Regions from separate parts of the Homo sapiens genome. Here region 1 is linked to region 2. The links are chromatin contacts, found by Hi-C or POLR2A ChIA-PET in ENCODE. All regions are on one chromosome and are shown on one strand. Each heading gives the region's core, a stretch centred on a gene start or an enhancer-like site at or near the end of the contact. The rest is flanking DNA. Distances are from core to core; before and after follow the strand shown.

The links. Hi-C counts contacts between places; a loop is a spot of excess contacts on that map. ChIA-PET counts read pairs that join two places held with the same protein, here RNA polymerase II (POLR2A). Pooled maps may share reads with other maps.
Region 1: a map of endothelial cell of umbilical vein shows a loop between it and region 2 (6-fold over the local background). The contact joins two enhancer-like sites. A Hi-C loop is called at or near these places in 7 of 168 maps with a recorded cell type or tissue (Calu3, PC-3, PC-9 and 4 more) and 7 of 50 pooled maps. POLR2A ChIA-PET finds 5 or more read pairs at or near these places in 2 of 52 experiments (activated naive CD4-positive, alpha-beta T cell and endothelial cell of umbilical vein).

What each region holds. Positions count from the first base shown.
Region 1 is chr7:102,871,116-102,875,495 of GRCh38, reverse strand. All of the region lies in intron 17 of FBXL13 (F-box and leucine rich repeat protein 13), which reads left to right. Among named protein-coding and RNA genes, the nearest start is that of LRRC17, 40 kb to the left of the region's middle. Within about 2 kb of position 2,960, at least 4 of the 41 ENCODE cell types and tissues checked have a DNase peak (open chromatin) inside an H3K27ac peak, as active enhancers do; they include ascending aorta and endothelial cell of umbilical vein, where a contact is called at or near this core.
Region 2 is chr7:102,990,826-102,995,137 of GRCh38, reverse strand. All of the region lies in intron 7 of FBXL13 (F-box and leucine rich repeat protein 13), which reads left to right. Among named protein-coding and RNA genes, the nearest start is that of NFE4, 20 kb to the right of the region's middle. RefSeq lists enhancers at 3,102-3,396, 2,423-3,622. Within about 2 kb of position 1,562, at least 10 of the 41 ENCODE cell types and tissues checked have a DNase peak (open chromatin) inside an H3K27ac peak, as active enhancers do; they include ascending aorta and endothelial cell of umbilical vein, where a contact is called at or near this core.

The DNA.
Region 1 (4,380 bases), core at 1,711-4,210, 120 kb after region 2:
TTTCTCTCTAGCTGGATAGAAAGTGAGAAGGTCTAGAACAGACCCCCCATATGATGAATTTCTCAGCATTTGCTTCCCTCTGGCTCTCCCCTCCCCTCCTCTTTTCCCCTGTCCTCTCCTTTCCTCCTCTCCCTTCTCATCTTCTTCCCCTCCACCTCTTCTCTCCCCTTTTCTCATATTTGCTCCTTTCCTTTTGACATAGATTCTTTTCCTAATCTGGGGGTGGAAAAAATGTTCCAACTGATTACATGGTTTTGAAAAATGTTATGCCCCAAGTCTTTCAGGGCTTGGGCTTTTGAAGCTTAAAGGCCCAGGATTTTTATCCTGTGTTCTTTTGTAAGAACCTTTTCCTGACACATAGGAGCAGAATCGCCAGCTGTTGTCTGAAGGGTCACAGAGTGACAAGAAGTAGAGAATCAAAGCACATTATAAAACACATCAAAATATAATTCCCCCACAGCACTTACCACAAGGCTGAAGTGCCTGGGGGAATATTTGTTGACTGAATGGAGTAAAGGTTAAAATGCTTTATTTAGTTTTTAGCATTTGAGGAAAGCTCAGGTTTTATTTTTAAAGACTGTATATTAAAATTTTATCTACAGAGGACAAGTTAAAAACTTAGGAATATAGGCCAGGCACGATGGCTCATGCCTGTAATCCCAGCACTTTGGGAGACTGAGGCAGGCGGGTCACTTGAGCCCAAGAATTTGAGACCAGCCTGGGTAACATGATGAAACCCCATCTCTACAAAACATACAAAAATTAGCCGGGTGTGGTGATGTGCACCTATAGACCCAGCTACTCAGGAGGCTGACAGGTGGGAGTATGGCTTGAGCCCAGAAGGTTGAGGCTGCAGTGAGCTGTGATTGTACCACTGTACTCCAGCCTGGGAAACCTGGGCAACAGAGTAAGATCCTGTCTCAAGAAAACAAAAAACAAAAAACTTAGGAGTATGGCCTCGAGTTCTAGTCTCTGTTTTTATTTTCTTCTGAAGCATATATGTAATTTAAGAGAATTGTAAATGGATATCTATGGGGAAGTATACTAATTGTTTTCTGCTAAAAGATTGAAAAAAATAAGTCTTCTGTTGTTTTCTTCCTCCAAGTCAGTTAAACTCTGAACTAAAAGGCAAATGATTGACAATTACAGTGCTACAACAGCTGAGGAAGCTAACCTCAAACAGTGAAGTTAAAATGAGTCAGCCCGGATGTCAACTTGGGCAGCTAAACACCAGCCTGATTGATTATAGGTCTGAGTAAGTGCAAATTTGACTACAGACGTAACATTCAGGATTTAAACTCTGGAATGTTACAGATACCCACCAAAGATCAAATGTGACCAGTTGTGCCATTTGGGAGAAAATTTCCCATGTTTTCTAATAATTATGTTCATTCTCAATTCTTAATGGTGAATTTTCAGTTAGAATCACACTACACATTTAGTTAACAAGTATTTACTCTGACTACATTGTGCTCAGTGCTGAGAATACTGGAATGAACAAAACAGACATGATTCCTCTTCCTAGTACTTACATTCTAGTGGGAAGACAGGAGTAGGGCAAGTGGTTACAAAGTATGATGAGTGTGAAAAACAGAGAGGGGAAAGCTAACCTAGCTCAGAGATTCTTTTCCCAGAGAAGAAAGGTGTTCTGTGAGCCAAAGAAGCAGCCTGCACAAAGGCATGGAGGTTTAAAAGTGTGAGATATCAAGAAACCTACACATTTGGGTATGGCTTATTGGCGAGAAGTATGGTGAGAGATGATGTTTGAGAGGTAGACAGGGGTCAGGTCACTGAGGGCCCAGAGGCCACATTAAGGAATTTGAACTCTGCTCTTTGGACCGTGGAAGGACATTCAGTATTGTCAGTTAGAACAGTAACATGGTCAGATTTATATTCCGAAAAGCTCACTTCTATCTGCTAGACAGATATGGGAATCACAGATGCATAGTGACCAATTATCAAGTAGTCATCCAGGTGAAAAGTTATGAACGCCTGTGTTAGGGAGAGGGCAGTAAGCATGTAGCAAAGTCAGCACAGTTGGGAGACACTGAGGAAGAAGAAACAATGAGATAGAGCTCAACTGAATGTGAGGATAAGGAAGAGAGGGAGTGAATCAAGGATGGCACCAGATTTTTGGCTTGAGCATCTGCATAAAGGATGGTGTGCCTTCCTGAGCTGTGTCCCTTACACAGTCAGGGAGCAGGTTTGCTGCAGGTTGGGAAAACGAACATGTTTAGTTTGATTCACTTGCAAGACAGCTTTATAGAGATGTTGCTCAGGAAACTAATTGAAATTCACACCTCAAAAGTAGAAGAGCTCTTTGGGGTTGGAGAGGCTAAAGGGACACTGTGTTCTGAAAAATCATGAAAACTCATGAAGAAGTTGATCAGCAAAGGCAAAAATCCAGACATTTAGAAATCCAGAAAGATGTTTATTGGAGAGAGCTAACTTAAATGGGGGAAGCAAAGAGGAGAACACAGTTATTTCAAGATTTGTGTTTCTTATAATAATCTTACTCTCCTCAGTTATTCCTTTTGTGGAAAATAGTGAATCATTTATTGTATCATCCATGAATAAAAGTTGTTTAGGAAGTTACCTACCAAGTACATATTAGGGAAAGAGGAAATATGTCAATTTGCCTCTTCTAATATAAACAGGATAGGGTTTCTAAGTGGGAGAAATAGCTTACTAATGTGATAATATCTTAAGGTATCTTTAGAAATCTTTAATCTTCTACAGCTTTTCAAAATGTTCACTTAAATGGGCTATTATTCATTCCCTTCCTGCTCCAGAGGATTATTTGAATGTGAGGTTATATCTCCATGTATGTGGGAAAATATTTCCTGCTAGTTAATTGGATTATCATTTGCTAAAGACCACAGGATCCATGGTGAGGGCAGTTCAGTCTGTTACTTAAGTTGCCTTAGTCACCGCCATATTTGTTGTTTAAAGGAAAAGTGAGTCACGGCAGTGTCCCAGACAGTGTGCTTAGACAGTGGTTTAAAAAGACTCTTTCATTTGCTTGATTTTCAGAATTTTTTATTATGAGTACAAGATCTTGAGCGCCTGTTATGTAGGTCCTGGAGTCCCCTCACTAGAATATCAGATCCATGAAGACTGAAACGTTGTTTTCCCAGAACCCTGGGAAGTAGTAGGCACTAGATTAATTGCTCATTGAATGAAGGAAAAAAATGCTAGGCTCTAGGATTAACAAATGTGAGTAAGACCTATTTTCTGCAGCCCAATTTGGAAGGGTGGGTGTGGGGAATTTAGATGTGATGGGGCAGGCATAGTGATAGAGGTGAGGAGAGGAAAGGATCTCTTAATTCAGCCTGCCCAACACAGAAGCATGTGAATGTATCCTTGTTCAAGGAACTTGATGTAGCTTAGTCCTGCTAGAATACACTATATAAAAAAGATATCATGGAGGGAATGTCATACTGTGTCAAGGAGATTGGACTTGAACCAATGGGTGATGTGTAGGGGAGTCATAGTCATAGTCAGCCTTCCATTTTAGGTAGATTATTTGAGTTGTTCTCTGGGGGACAGACTGAAAAGGAGAAGGACTGGGGGCAGGGAGGGAAATAGGAGGTATTTTAGTAGTTAAAGGAAGAGATGAGGAGTTCTTGAACTAGGTCAGAGGCTAGAACAAGCATGGAAAGGACATATTAAAGAATGTTTAGTAGCTAAAACCGAAAGAACTTGGTGATTGATTATTGTGGAAAATGGGGACCTCGGTGGAGGGATGGGAGGATAAGAATTGACTTAAAAGTTCTGGCTTTGGAATAAAAAAATTAAAAATTGGCCAGGTGTGGTGGCTTACGCCTGTAATCCTAGCATTTTGGGAGGCTGAGGTGGGCAGATCACTTGAGCTCAGGAGTTCAAGAGCAGCTTGGCCAACGTGACACAACCCCATCTCTACAAAAATACAGAAAAAAAAAATTTAGCCAGGCATGGTGGCATGCGCATGTAGTCCCAGCTACCTGGGGGGCTGAGGTGGGAGGATCACTTGAGCCCGGGAGGTCAAGCCTGCAGTGAGCCGAGATTGTACCACTGCACTCCAGCCTGGGTGACAAAGTGAGACCCTGTCTTAAAAAAAAAAAATTAAAATTTTTTTTTTAAAATCTGGCTTTGGGAGGATGGAGGTCCCACCTCTAAAAAGATAGGTAATATAGGAGAAATAACAGGTTTTGAGAGAAAGATGGTTTTCGTTTTATCAGATTGAGTTAGAATCTGTGGGATATTCAGGCCAAAGGATTGGGAGAGAAATGATTACCGGACCTGCAGATGGGGGAGTCATTCTCATGGAGGTGTGAATGTGGCCAAGATCCTCAAGGAGGGCATAGGGGCATGAGGAGAAATGTACTCCCAGGAAGAACA
Region 2 (4,312 bases), core at 313-2,812:
AGCCCTTTGGGGCCCAGATTTATAAAGTCTACCAGAGTGCTCAAACCATAGCATGATCAAGCTAGAAGACAGCTTAGAGATGTTTGTGCTAAGCTTTTACCTTTTACAAGAGGGACAGCTGTGGATCTGAGAAATTTTATGTGCGAATCTGAAAGAGCCAATCTCTCAAGATGAGTTTTGAGTACCTAACTGGGCTGAAATTTAAAATAGAGTCAGGTGGCCATTTGCTGACTAGAGCTCACACACATACTCTGAGTTCCCAGAAAACCTACACATCTGCTTAACTTTGGGGTTGTCATAGCTAACAGTTTCTGTCCACGTGGCCTGAACCAACCAATAGAGTGTAGCCTGCACTGACCAATCAGAAGCCAGCAGCATTGACCAATCAGAACTCTGCAAGTGTCAACCAATCAGAACTAAGCCAGTTTGAATTCTGTATTTGCATAAGAGGACCTGAGTGGAAAGCTGGGTGGGAATTTTAACTATAAAAGCGAAACCCTCCTTTTTTCTTTAATGTATCTTTTGTTTCCACTGAAGGGTTTGTCTTCCCCGTTTGGAAACTGTTCACTGGAATAAAGTCTCTCTTCTCGAAATTCCTTTTCAGATAACTTTTTTCACATCCCCAAAGTCAGACAACTACAAAACTGAGGGCAGGACCTGGTTTTTCTGTGTCCTTGGCTAAGCTTATAGCCTCTATATCTTTTTTTTTTCCTCTTGGAGAATTCTAAAGAAATAGAATATATATTAATATTTCATGAGACAAAAAGCAATAATTAAGAATATTATACATCTGTTTAGTTGTCCTGTCCTTAAAAAAACAAGGGTAACTTTTTTAAAGTTACTAAATCTTGATATGACAGAAAAAAAAGCCAGTATTATTTTTATAGATATCCTCAAAATTTCCCCAAATAATGTGCAGAATGTTCATTAAAAATGCACAAGTAATAAGAGTAGATTTATATAATAGCATATAAACATATAAGTTAATTATTCTAAGACTAATATCTTGAATGGTTGGGTTTGTTATGCTTATTAATGTATAATAGATTTGCAAAGTTAATTTTTTAAATCATACTTTTTAAATGGCATTTAATCTGGTTCACTAACTCAGGGACTTGAGAAGGAAAGGTGTGAAAACAAAAATGTGATGTGAATTTGGTCTGAACCTTATTTAAAATGGTTAGAAGTGTTAGTTTTTTAAATAAATTGAGGTTTTTTATATACAGGCTGTTTAATGTTTTGAAGGAATAATTGAAACCAGCAATTTGGATTGGGATACAATTTGAACTTTCTTAGAATACACATAACAAACTGTAGTCTTGCATTTTAGGTTCAGTTACATCAACTCATGAAAACAAGTCAGGTTCTGTTTTGCAACCATTTTTCTTAGTATCATTTACCCGTTAGGAAATGCTGCTTAGTTAGCAGATGGTAGGGCTCATACACTATCAGTCAAACTGTTGGCCAAACTTAGAGCTAGTGGGAGGGTTGGCAAAGACTGTTTTCCGTGAAAATACAAGTTTGGTTTTTTTTTTTCCTTCTGTGTAGTTTGGCAAGCAACACAGAGAAAAGCCTTATGCTGATGAATTTGGAAACTCTAAAATAGTTAAGTAATGCAGTTTCTTAAAATGTAAAATTACTTGATTAGTTTAATAATGTAAGTGTTGCTTTAGGGTTGTCTTCATTTTAAACAACTATGACTTCTTGTTTGTAAAAGATATATGTCATGTGGACTTGCAAACGGTTATAAAATCACCTTCAGATTTTACTGTGTTGATGACTCATTTTCTCACTTGGGGAAGAAAAGAAACATGGATAGCTATTAAAACTAGTACCATGTTGTAAAAGAGCCAGATGGTTCAGGCCTGTTTGATTAAATTACTTAGAATTACTTGTAAAACAAAAGAATATTCCCAGTGACTTTTCAGATCTATGTTTTGATAACCTCAGGGGTCAGTCTGACCTCATTTCACCAATGCAGACAGTGGTTCCAGGTTTCATAGCTGTGTACTGTGTGAACTTCAGATAAGGAAAGGTTCCACAACCACATTGCTCTATCAAGGAAGTATGTGGATATTGGCTCAAGTTGTGGTGTGGGTGAAAAAGCAAATGAAACAAAACATCTAGAAGTCACTTTGGGAACAGTTGATTTTTGGTGGAACATTGCTCTACCCATAGACCTCACTTTCATCACTTTAGTCTTAATCGCTGTCTCTGTTAAAGTGTTTACAGGCTGGGCGTGGTGGCTCATGCCTGTAATCCCAGCACTTTTGGAGGCACAGGCAGGTGGATCGCTGGGGTCCAGAAGTTCCAGAGAAACCTGAGCAACATGGCAAAACTGTGTCTCTATGAAAAATACAAAAATTAGCCAGATGTGCTGGCGTATGTCTTGTAGTCCCAGCTACTCGATGGGCTGAGGTGGGAGGATTGCTTAAGTCTGGAGAGGTTGAGGCTGCAGTGAGCTGTGACTGTGCCACTGTACTCCAGCCTGGGTGACAGAGTGAGACCCCATCCCCCTCCCAAAAAGGGAAAAAGTTTACAAGTGATTTTGATCTAAAGTTTTCATGACTTTTAAATTGCAGAAGCAGTTCTATTAATTTTAGCAGGACCACCCTTGCAAAATGATCTAGCATATGAAAGACAAAAAACTATACCCCAGTAAGAGGCAGCCACATGGAAATGGGGAGAATGTGCCCTGGAGTCTGGGTGGCCGCTTCTGTCACTAGCTGTGTGACAGCTGTGGCTGGGCATGCTGCTTAATGTTTCTGTTTCTAAATTGTCTCATTTGTAAAAAGGAGATGATAGAGAATTTAAGTTGACAGTAACAAGATGTGTTTGGAAAGGTGGGTTGGGTCTGCGTTGTTGAGGCCTTGAGTATCCACTTAGGAGATGGGTTTTAACCAGTAGGCAGTGAGGGACCACTGCAAGCCAGTAACATGATGGCAGACTTATAAAGCTGTTCTTTTTCTCCCTTCACTGTTCTTCCCTCACCCTCCCCCTGCCTTGGGTGGGTCAAGGGGGTTGGATGAAGTCTGGAGGTAGACAGATTTCTCTAAGAGCATTAGGATAGTATCAGTGGGAAATTAAAAAAAAGGACCCATGTGAGAACCAAAGCATTAACAGAATTCTGGGACCCATAGTATCTGGAGTGAAAGAATGAGTGAGGAGGGTGATAGGGCAGCATTGAGACTGGGTGACTGGAGGGGTAGGAGGCTCAGAAGTAATGCAGTCAGGAGCAGAGCCAGCTTCTTTATTGATCTTACAGGCATGACTCACACTGCGCACCACTTATTCCTGACTCATGCTTCCTGTCTTGTTAAGTATTTTTCTTTCCATATCATACAATGTTCCATTGGAATGGTTGGTGGAACCTAATTTATTTTAGCAGTTTACCATCTGTTTCAGGTGGCTTGTGATTTGCATTGAAGCAATTTATCAATTAACTCAAGAGTCCGTGTTTTATGTTCCAAAGACAGCCCTCCTTTTATTGCACTACAAGGTAACATTAAACAGGAGAGAACTGCCAACTTGCTCTTTCCCATGCCTTCCCTGGTCCTATGATCTTAAATTTCTTTCTTTCTATTGATTTATTCCTTCATGTCTAAAAATGTGTTTGACTCACTCCTTTCCTATAAATCATTTCTCAATGCTGCTAAGTATTCTATTTTTCTCCTGTTATGTGTTGGCAGACTTCTTGACACTACCTCCCACCTGCCCACTGTGACACTCAAAAACTGCTTTAAACAGTCTCTACCTGGGTGTTCCAAAGGCACAAGCCAATTCATCATTACCAAAACAGAACTCATCATTTTCTTCCTCCAACCTTCCTTTTCCCCCATATCCTGTCCAACCCTGTCTCTTGTATCCTGTTTCTCAATGAATGGCACTATCATCTACTCAGCTGACTTGGCCAGAATTTGGAAATATCTTTGACTTCTCTCTTTTACCCCCTACTGCATATTTTTTTCTTTTTAGCATGTAATTTCACTTTCTTTCTTCTCTCCATTCTCTCTGGCACTCATTGTCTATTAGTGACATTACTATCAAATTCAAAGCTACTGAATTTGTCTTCTGGCATCTACTCTTGACTGTTGACTTTGACCACCTGACTTATTTTTCATTTGTCCACCAGAGTTGTCTTTCTCAGATCACATTTATTCATGTCACTTCCTGGTTAAAATCTCTCCTGAACTCTGTTGGCTTTAACATGCTGCATGAGGATTTCCAGTTCTAGCCTCCACTACCTCTCAGCTGCATTCTCCATCATTGCTCCAGACGAGCCCTTGGCTGTAGCCATGTGGAGTTACTCCAT